2 separate regions of the Mus musculus genome follow, and region 1 is linked to region 2. A link is a loop called in an ENCODE intact Hi-C map of the cell type or tissue named here. Cell type or tissue: left cerebral cortex. All regions are shown on one strand.

Evidence for each region. A loop is a pair of places that touch in the nucleus more often than their neighbours do. Peaks named below come from ENCODE experiments on the same cell type or tissue, not always from the same donor. Only the 100,000 strongest peaks of a DNase experiment are listed, where the experiment ranks them.
Region 1: a loop joins it to region 2, with 5 times the contacts of the local background. A loop is called at or near these places in 2 of 42 quality-filtered maps.

What each region holds. Positions count from the first base shown.
Region 1 is chr3:119,946,646-119,951,645 of GRCm38, reverse strand. No RefSeq gene overlaps it. Among named protein-coding and RNA genes, the nearest start is that of Ptbp2, 170 kb to the right of the region's middle. In left cerebral cortex, no CTCF peak of the experiment used is centred here; DNase peaks (open chromatin) are centred at 749, 1,365, 1,791 and 2,403; H3K4me3 peaks cover 295 bases; H3K27ac peaks cover 459 bases.
Region 2 is chr3:121,102,471-121,107,470 of GRCm38, reverse strand. No RefSeq gene overlaps it. Among named protein-coding and RNA genes, the nearest start is that of Rwdd3, 67 kb to the left of the region's middle. In left cerebral cortex, a CTCF peak has its summit at 2,439 (motif pointing right); DNase peaks (open chromatin) are centred at 2,456, 4,472 and 4,701; H3K4me3 peaks cover 1,374 bases; H3K27ac peaks cover 1,932 bases.

The sequences.
Region 1 (5,000 bases), 1.2 Mb after region 2:
AGACTTTTTTTAAAAATTTGCAGTACTTTTTAAGTCAGTTTTGCTAATAGCTACCATCCTCACTTGCATATCTTTACATAACATAGCCTATCCAAGTGTGGTTTCTAAAGGAGTGATTTTATTTATTTTACGATTGGAAAGGAAATAAGCCAATGACTTGGGGATTGCACATGTACATATTATATGTGGTGAATATATTGCCTGTGTGTGTGTATATACATATTAGTTTTGACATTAAAATAAAAAGAATAAAACTGCAAAATCTGGTTTGTTAATATAGTTCATTTTAATAAACATCCACAAGAACTAACCCTAAATCCCTAACACAAATATTAAATACAAATTGATTGAGCTATTGTTCAACCATACGGCTAATACAGTAAAGTTTTTAAAATATAGAGGTAGACTTGTGTGTGTAGACATGAAAAGAAAATGGACCGCATGATTGAGAAACCAAGCTATGCTAGTCCAGCACTAGATCTTCATCCATGATAGTACACAGACACAAGAAAGCAGTAGCCAGGTGTTAGCAGTTGGGTCTAAGGATTAAACTTTCATTTTCTGTATGTCTTTCTAGTTTTTTTAAAAATTACTTGCTGATATTTATCAGTCAGGAAACAAGATAAATCGAAAGAAAAGTAAGGTACACACTTTCCACAGGCCTGTGTGTTCTCTCTTAGTGTTGTCATGGAAGCGAAGCATTTGGGCACAACTTGGCAGTGTGCCATTTAGTGTCTTATTCACAGCACTAATTGTGTTTTAAATTTTTATGTAAAGTATCCGACACATGTGTCACTCATGATAATTGACAGTGATAATAGTGGCTGATGGTGGCAATGATCTTGGCTTTTTAAAGCCCCATGTTGAACATATTCCTTCAAAATGGAGTCAAACTAGGAGGCTTGATTGATAAAGTCTTGTGTGTGCTGATGGGTGCAACAATCCCCAGTAGTACAGGACAGGTGACTCAAACCAGTGTCATCTTCGTTTTATTGACGGATGCAAATCAAAATGTAGAATAGCTACCAGAGACCTGTAAGGTCACGAGGAATGAGACAGTAACCAAACAACCACTTCACACAGCATTTCAAGGTCAATTAATACACATGGCTGTGGTCCAGGCACTGCCCTGGGCATTGCACATCAGAAACCATTACTGGCTTGGTTGCTTTTAAGCTACAAGTGGTCATAGACAATGGTCCTTAGAACCAAACCTGCCTCTATATACTACATGGTATATGATAAACTATGGGAAATGGTGGATGCAGTTCCCACCTACCCATCCTTTCTATTTTCTGTTTTAGACTTCCCTTTGTTGGTATATTTTTCCACTGAGTGAATCTACTTCACACCACACCCACACAGATGTCTGAACAGCCTTCATAGCTGAGGGCTGCATCTCCAGCTTCTAGAATTGTTCTGCTACAGAGCCAATGCTTAAGACATATTGTTTCGCATGTGGAAACTCCTGGGCCTAGGTGCTTTGCTTTAGACATAACTTGAAGAAAACCGAGAGAGTGCAGAATAAAGATAAGGTTCTATTACTGGGACCAGAGAACTTCCTTGCCTAAAAATGAAAACCAAATCAGCAAATCCCCAAACAAACAAACAAACCAAAAAAAAAAAAAAAAAAAAAAAATGGCCAGGCCCATCCCTGAAGCTCATTATGCTTTCAAACCGCCTTGCCAACCCTGCCAAGCAGGGTGCCTGCTGGGAAGGCTACACACACAAAGCGGGGCCCACTCAGAGCTCAAATAATTGGCCCCCTCCCCCTTTCTCCTTCCTTCCCTCCCTCTCTTACTGTCTCGGAAGCCTGCCCCATAAATCAGATTTAATTATCTATAAAATTTGGTGTAGAAAAGGATTTACTCATTAAAACTGTTCCTCAGCTTGCTACCCACGTTCCAGACTAATAGAAGCGGAAAGGGGGCACCATGGAAACACCGGACGGGCTGGAGAGATAAGCAGGCTTTGAAATACCTGAACCTCAATTAAATAGCAAGTTCCTGCTTCTGTATTTGCCTTTTAAAATATCATGTCGGAATAAGTAAATGTCACCAAATAATCAACCCGTCCCCCCACCCCTCTTCTTTCTGTTTTGGTTACTTGCTTCAACAGGTTTTAAGAGGTGTTTTTTTTTCTCCCCTGTAAGTTTATCTCCTTTGCCTATATTACCCAAGATCTTTCCTCAGCGTCTTCCTCCCGCCCCTGTGTGTGTCTGTGTGTGTGTCTGTGTGTGTGTGTGTGTGTGTGTGTGTGTGTGTGTGTATGCGCGCACGCGCGCGCGCGCTCATGTTTGCAAAATGTCATAATCCTCTCTATAGCCAAACACAACAGCTCTCGGCTCTCGTTTAGTCACACAGCGAGGAGCAGTTAATTAATGAGTACCAAGGGAGGCAGGGAGGAAACATTGGAGAAGAACGCAGCCCGTGGAAGAGCAGAGGGGAATGTCTGAAGTAAGGCCAAGATAAATCTTCAGTCCTAGGAGAAAGCCCTGGGAGAGAGAAGGAGATGCTTGCGAGCTGCTAGCAGAGATGGATTTGGGGGCGGGGCAGGGGGCTTGTTTGTTCTCAGTGTTTGTGCAAGTGATGGAAGCCAGAAGTGCCGGAACTTGGAGAGAATGCTGGAGCTTCTCTAATGAGGCAAAGCTCCAAAGATCTAAAATCTCGCATCACTTTCCATTAATGTCCTCCATGGGAAAAGGCAAAAACCAAACCAAAATAAACAAACATACAAACAAATACAAAGTAAAATAAAAGCCTAAAACTTTTTTCTGGCCACCCAGCCTTAGGAGGGGATTCTTGTCCTGTCTCTCTTAAATCCTCATTGTGCTAGAAAAGAAAGATGAAGCCTGAAGGAGGGGGATGGAGGTGGAGACAAGACACACCTAATAACAACCAGGACACCCGCCTGAGGAGCCAGCTCTCTGCCTTCTAGAGACACTGACTGCCTCCAGGGTTTCATTCCATTCCACAAACCTTGGGAGGTGGGATTTTCTTTTTTAATAAAGGTGTGTGAAGGGAAAAGAAGACAATGGATAAGCAAAAGGGACTGTTGGACAAGGTTCTGTCCTGAGCCCATCATGTCAGGGAAGGCCCACTTACAGAATTTTTAGGAGGAACGACTGTCTCATTGACTATGTACATTGCTTTCTTCTTATTCATCCCTAAGGATCTTTCCTTTTGTTGTTTGTCCCTAGATGTTTTGCTAAATCCTTAATCTCAGGAACTCACCAAAGCTTGACCAGTTAAAGGTTTGGGGGTCGTTGAATGAAGTTCATAAAAACAAGTGCTTTAGACAGTACTCACTTGTCAATAGGATGGCCCACCTCACCTCGTAAAAGATCTCCAATGACTGCCCTCCTTGGTGACTCAACTGTAAGAGAGGATAGAGCCAAAGCGTCATGACCACCTAAGAGGTGTGGCCTTCACCCAGCATTTGCCTCAGAAGACGGAAGGGGAAGGGGGTCAAAAAGTAAATGATAAATTCTACTTTGTGATGTTCTTGTCCCTTTGAGACACTGACTTGTTAACGCAGTGCAACTATTTACATACATGTCACAGCTAGACCTGCAGACTCATTGACAAAGATCTTGCCTTACTCCACATTATCAATGGGTGAGGCAGTGCCTGCCATTTCGAGGGGTTCCAATAATCAAAAGGGAACAAAGGAACAAATCCTCTTTTGGAGTTCAAGCTGCATTATATTAGCATCTGAGTCAGACACAAACTCTTAACATTTTTAAACCATAATCATTGTGCCTTTGGTATCGACGATGGCCCTGGTACTTTCCAAGAACAACATTTATCTGTCCTTTGCTGCTCCTATTCTGAATATCTTTACTCCTGTCCCGAATGGCTAGACTATCGTACCTACTAAAATCCCTGTACAGTCCATGATGGGAGACTTTGGGTTTCACTGAAGCTAATACACACTTAACCTGACCCTTCAGCTTGCTCTGAGAGCAGAAATGCCGAGTACAAAGCAGAGGGAGGAAGAGGATGGGAAGAAAAGATCCAGAGAATGGGAAAATCTTGTTATTCCATCAATCATCATTTATCATTTACTTACTTGGACCATGAATTGAGCTATTCTCCTATAAAACAATGATAAACAAAGCACATTACTAGTTTTCAAAGAGTTAAAAGTCCAGTGGGGGTAGGGAGGGCAGTTAAGCGTGAACGGAGTAGCCCTACTGATTTCACTGCTTGGATAATCATACCTTGTAAGTGGTTGTTAGGCCTCAGGCTGTGCTAGTGTTGACTGTAACTGATAATGGGTGAATAACCCAGAGCTTGAGCTATGAGCTTGCTCATTAGCTCTGCACCGTTGAACAGTATGATCATTCTTCCATGCCAATAGGCTTGCTACCACCATCTGAGTGAATACCAAATGGACTCCTTAGGCAATGGGAGCAGCCAATGAAATCCAGCATATGGTCAGTTAGAAACAATGGATTGCCACCACTGGCTTTCTTTATTATGCAAATATGGTGCAGATTCACAGAGAAGATCGAGTGCCTCCAACGAAAGACTGAAAGATCCACAAACCTTCCCTTTCCTAGAAGTAGTGCCCTCAAACCAGCCACAAGATGCTTTATGCCTTTGTGAGAAAGACACTCTCCGGATTATGTCATCCTGGGCCTGGAAAAAGAGAAAACACATGAGCAGACCTTGCCTATTTCCAGGCATCACTTTATTAGTTAATCTATTACCTTCTCTCTGCTGACCCCTGCTCACATCCTGACCCCTGCTCACATCTGACTTTGTTCATAGCTGTAAATTCAAGTCAAGAGAACAGAATCTTAATCCTTTGGGGGGGGGGAGACCTGGAGGAGCCCTGCTTTCTTTAACTGTGACCCATAAAAGTTTTTCCCATATCACCACTTGTGGGAGGCTGTGGCCTCCCCCAACTTGGGCTGCCCGAGCTGCACCTGAAAGATGGCACCTGCCGGATGCAGAGCTGGTGGCGTAAATAAGTCCATATTTGGTGGAGACGTG
Region 2 (5,000 bases):
CTCTAGTTTGCTTTGCCACCCTGTGGTCCCTACAGCAGAGCTTTTAAAGTGCTTGGCCTTAATGATCTGTTAGGTCCCTTTCCAGCTGTGACCGCCAAGGACAGTGTTAATAATCAGTGTTACAAGGATCTGTCTGGAGGCCTGTGGAGGACACTTGAGGACATCTTTTCGGAAGCACATCTTATGAGTGTCATCTTGTCCCTCAAGCAGACTTGTCCTTGGTCCTTGTCTCCAACTCAGCCCTGCCACAATCTGTGCGCTCTCCTGAACTTTGAGCTTGGTAACTGCCAAACCCTCCTCACTCATGGTCCACATCCAATAAGCCACCAGTTCTTCTCAGAAACTTAGCAGCCAGCCTTGTTTTCAGTCCCAGAGCTCAGGCTCTCCTTTCCTGCTTTGGGCAGTACCACAAGCTGTGTCTGTTCCTCCTGGATATGTCACTCCACTCCTCTGCATAGTGTCTCCCAGGGTTCCTAGAACTAGCCCAGTCTCCCCTGGACAGCAGCGAGTGCTCTCCCATGGGAGCCTCATCCAACTTCCCAGCCTCCACCTCTGTTCCAGAGAGATCAAGCCGCCTCTGGCTCTTTGGCATACAGTTCTTTGAGTGTCTTTTATCCTATGTGCTTGGGACCAGAAGTCTTTGAGATTTTGGAGTTTGTTTTTGGATTTTGTAATATTTGTATAGATTCTCCTAGTTAGGTATGACTAATCTGAAAAGCGCCCGAACCCAAGCTGCTTTAAAATCCGATTCGAGTCTTGTTGGTGCTCAACACCTCTCAGATTTCAGAGCAGTTTGGCTTGTGAATTTTTAGATTCAGGGTGGTCAACTTGTATCATGTAGTTTTATATTTTCATTTCTTGGGCCATGGTGATTTTCCTCTGTAGCTCTCTTTTGCCTCAGCTTTCAAAGTGCTGGAATTACAGACCTAAGCCATCATTTGTAGCTCTAATTTATAACATTTCTTTAATCTCTGTAGAAAGCCTGTGATGACCCTTGGCTAAGATAAAGGCCCCACTTTGCTAGGTGTAAAAGTGAAAATACTTTCACTATTCTCATGTAGTAAGTGCTGTCTCTGATGTTAACTGTCTCCATTTTGTAATGTAGGCCTAGCCCTGGAAGCTTCTAGGCTCTGTACAATCTAGTCTAGGTCTAGAATGTTTTCAGCTTCTGAGACTTACTGCTGAGTAAGCTCATGTATTCTAGTTCTTTCTCCTTGTGAGTTCCAGGCCAGCCTGGTCTACAGGGTGAGTTTCAGGACAACCCGTAGCTAAGGCTACACAGAGAAATCCTGTCTTGAAAAACAAACAAATAACTCCCGTACAAAAATAAAACAAACAAACAAACAAACAAACCAAAAAAACCCCCCAAATAAAAAAACCCAAACCCCAAACCAAAGCCAACCCAAAACCCAACTAGCCAACCAACCAGCCAACCAAAAGAACAACCAACCAATCAAACAAAAGCAAAAACAGAAAGAAAGAAAAGAAAAAAATGAGATAAAAATAAAAATACAACTTGATTTGGACATTTACTCATTCTGAGGTTGCTCCTTTGTCCTAACACGGGCGCCTGGTGTGGTGAATACCCTGTTTCCTGATGCTGGCAGACTTGGGAATCCCTCAGTAAAGCAGTCTTCCCCATGATGATGTTATCTGTTTCTTGCCTAGCAGCAAGATAAGTATATCACGGACAGAGCACCTTCTGGGTGATCCTGCTCCAAAGGCACAGAGCCTAGCAACCCCCCTGCCGGCCTGCTAAGAAAAAGCTGACATCAGAGAAAGCAGAGCTCGACTTGAGTCCCTTGGCCTGACTCCTTTTTGGAGTGCACACTTAATTCTGGGTGAGGCTTACAAAGTGCAGTATTTTCTCCAGCCTTTGGACAACCTAAGGCTGCTCACACGGTGGGAGAAAGGACAGCCACTGCCTCTCTGACAAACATTTGGGGCTGTTGTATTATACCTTGCTCGCTAGCTAGATGAGGCGGGACAGTGACTGGTGTGTTTTTGGAGCTCTGACCCAGAGAGATTCCTCCTTTGTCACTTTATGCGGCTTATTATGTTAAGTGACAGAGTTGAGTCTATAACAACGTAAGCAAGATAAAATAGTGGTTCTCTAGCCACCCCACCCCTCATCTCCCCGTGTGAAGTCTCTTCCTTTTAACCACTCCGCAGCAGCAGTCATTATTACAGAGCAGTTATTTATTGGTCTTCACGCGTAAAATGAATGAGAGCTTTGCTAGATGTTTGTTGTTTAGAATGTATACATATTTTCAAGACTTTAGCTCCTGACACCGGCCGAAATTGCCATTATGAAGCTCTGATTTTGTACAACGGGATGGTGCTGTGGTCCCTGCCTCGCGGGAAGCTGGTCCGCTGTACATACACTTTCATTTTGCTGACTCGATGGAGCCTCTCCAGTGTGTACAGGCTGAAGCAGCCCCCAAGTTCCAGCAGGGGGTGCTGTTGAACTTCTGAAAAAGACCGTAGTTGGGAGCGGAAGGTGGGAAGCGGTGAATGTGGAGGGAGGCATGGGGCTGGTTGTGGGGAGGGGGGCGGGGGGTGGGTGGAAAAAAAAATCTTGGATGCGAAGCTGACATTTCTGTCTGAGGTGAGGCATGCTTTGCTGATGCCACACATGGAATGTTTCGGAAGTGTCAGTAATAAATACTTCTATCAGGAATCTTCATATTCCACACAGCTCTGCTTATCGTACCCCAAGGAGACTCCTACAAAGACATAGCTGTCAGGGGCTAATTTGGGATCTGAAAGCTATGGTGGTTGTCAGGCATCTTTCCCCGTGTGTGATATTTATCTCCTCTCACAAACAAACTGAGTGCAGGGTTTTTAATTAATTTCCAAGTGTCTCCCATGGTAATTTTCCCTCTAATATATTAATACAATGATTTAAGCCTTCATTCAGGAGCAGACTTTCGGCTGAAAATCACCAAAGGCTTAGATGGTGTTTAGTGTTATCAATAAGGTACACGTTCGTTGGTTTGCAGGGAATCAATAAAGTAGCCCTTCCCTCCTTTTTATTTTTAGAAGCATCAATGGGGTTTTTATCTCTTTTAAGTATATTAAGGAAATCATGGCCCTGCTGATTTTAGTTTTCTCCTTCTGATTGGAGGGAGCTCTCAGGCTGCTTCTCTTTATTGTTTATGGAAGATGTGCGTCAGGCAAAGTCTTGATTTGGTGACGAACAGATGAATTTTAAAAAGTGTTTCCCCTTCAGAAAAACTTGATTTTTTTTTTTTTTTTAAGAGAAAAAGTCCCAGAAGAAGAACACAGAAAGGGTCACACTTTGAAAGCAGTTAAAGTCAGGTAGCTGAAGAGCAAGTGAACTAACCTTTTCCCTGCCCCATACCCCTCTCAGTACAAAGCATGAAATACAAATACTAGCAAATTGAAGGTTTACTATTTGTTTCTCAAACAGTGTAGTTCACAAAACAAATGGGTGTGTGCTAATTGGCCAGATTTAAACATTTCACATTGGATATATATATAAATCTATATTCTCTAAAACATGCTGTATATAATACAGTTTTATCTGACAATTAAAATAAAATACATTTGAGAGGGAAAAATCCAACGAAAATGAAAGTGACATTTTGCATGGAAGCCACATTCAGAGTTTTATTTATTTTTTTTTTTAAAGAATTCTTATGTCTCTATTTAATAGTGTTATACTCTTGGCTCAAAGGTTGCCTCAAATTTCATAAGGATTTTTCCCCTTCAATTCACCTTTAGCATATTTGATTACTGGGGTGATAGGGCAGTTCTTGGACTATTTATCTTTCTCTAAAAACAGCATCCAAAAATCATTGGAAAAATTGCTGCAATCAAAGGAAATCCCCAGAATTTATATAGGGATTTTAATTATCTGTAATTAAAGTTTAAATTCTTAGAAATTCGGGAAACTCAGTCTTATAGGTCTGGAGATTAAATGTGTCATATTTTTTTTCCTGTGTGAGCGTTTCATTCTTTCCCTTGCCAACCTGTCACGTGAACATTTCCCCTAGATCCATTAGGCAAATTTAATAACCAAATATCTTTCTTGTGAGAAACGAGTTTTTAAAGTTCAGCATGCCCTGTGAATAATTTGTATCCCCTCCACCCACCCTGCCCCCTTCCCGGCCTGCGTGGTTGTTGTACGTAAGTGCCTCAAAAATCAACCTTTTAAGCACAGATTGATCCTGGCAGCTCTTATTTTATGTGATTTCCAAGGATCGGTCTAGAAATGCTTCTTAATTGAAATAGTTCTCCTCCTTTGGCTTTTATTTTATTGTCCTTCCCTTCTTGACATCTTGTACATCACATCAGAAGCTATTTTAGACACACGAAATGACAGCTTTCTCAGACCCGACTGTGGGTCCTGATAGACCTGCGCTTCTTCAAGCAGGCAAGTTGCAGGCGCCGGCTTCAGAGATGCTTTCCCCGGCATGATGGGCGAGTCACCTAGAAACGCAACCTAAACTGCAGGTTAATCATCTCGCACTGGCTGATGTCAATTCTCCCCTGCCCTGCATCCTACCAAAGAGCAGGAAAGCCAAGAACTATTTTCTCTTCGCTATTTAATTTAACAGAATCTGGGCTCAACTTTAGTTGGAAATTATATTTCCTCTCGGCTGGGATGGAAAGGCTACTGTAATTTAGTAGTGCGTTGTAAAGAAAAACCGAAGCAACCTCTCGGCATCCTTTCTCCTCAGTTGTATCTTTCCCTGGGTGGGAGAGCACACAAAGTGGTTACCGTGTGGCTCAGGCATGCACAGATAACGCACGTGTTACAGAGGCTGAAGGAGTACGCTCTGTGATGTTTTGGAGTTAGAGAAGGGTTATTTGGGAAAAATGTATTTATATCACTAGATTTTTTTTTTTAAAAAGGAAGCAGGATATGAAAATATTGTTCGCAGGAACAAACAGTTCAGCAGATCAGACCTGTCCTCGCTAGAGGTAGAGAGCAAACACATCTCATAATGAGATGGGTAACAAGATGAATATTG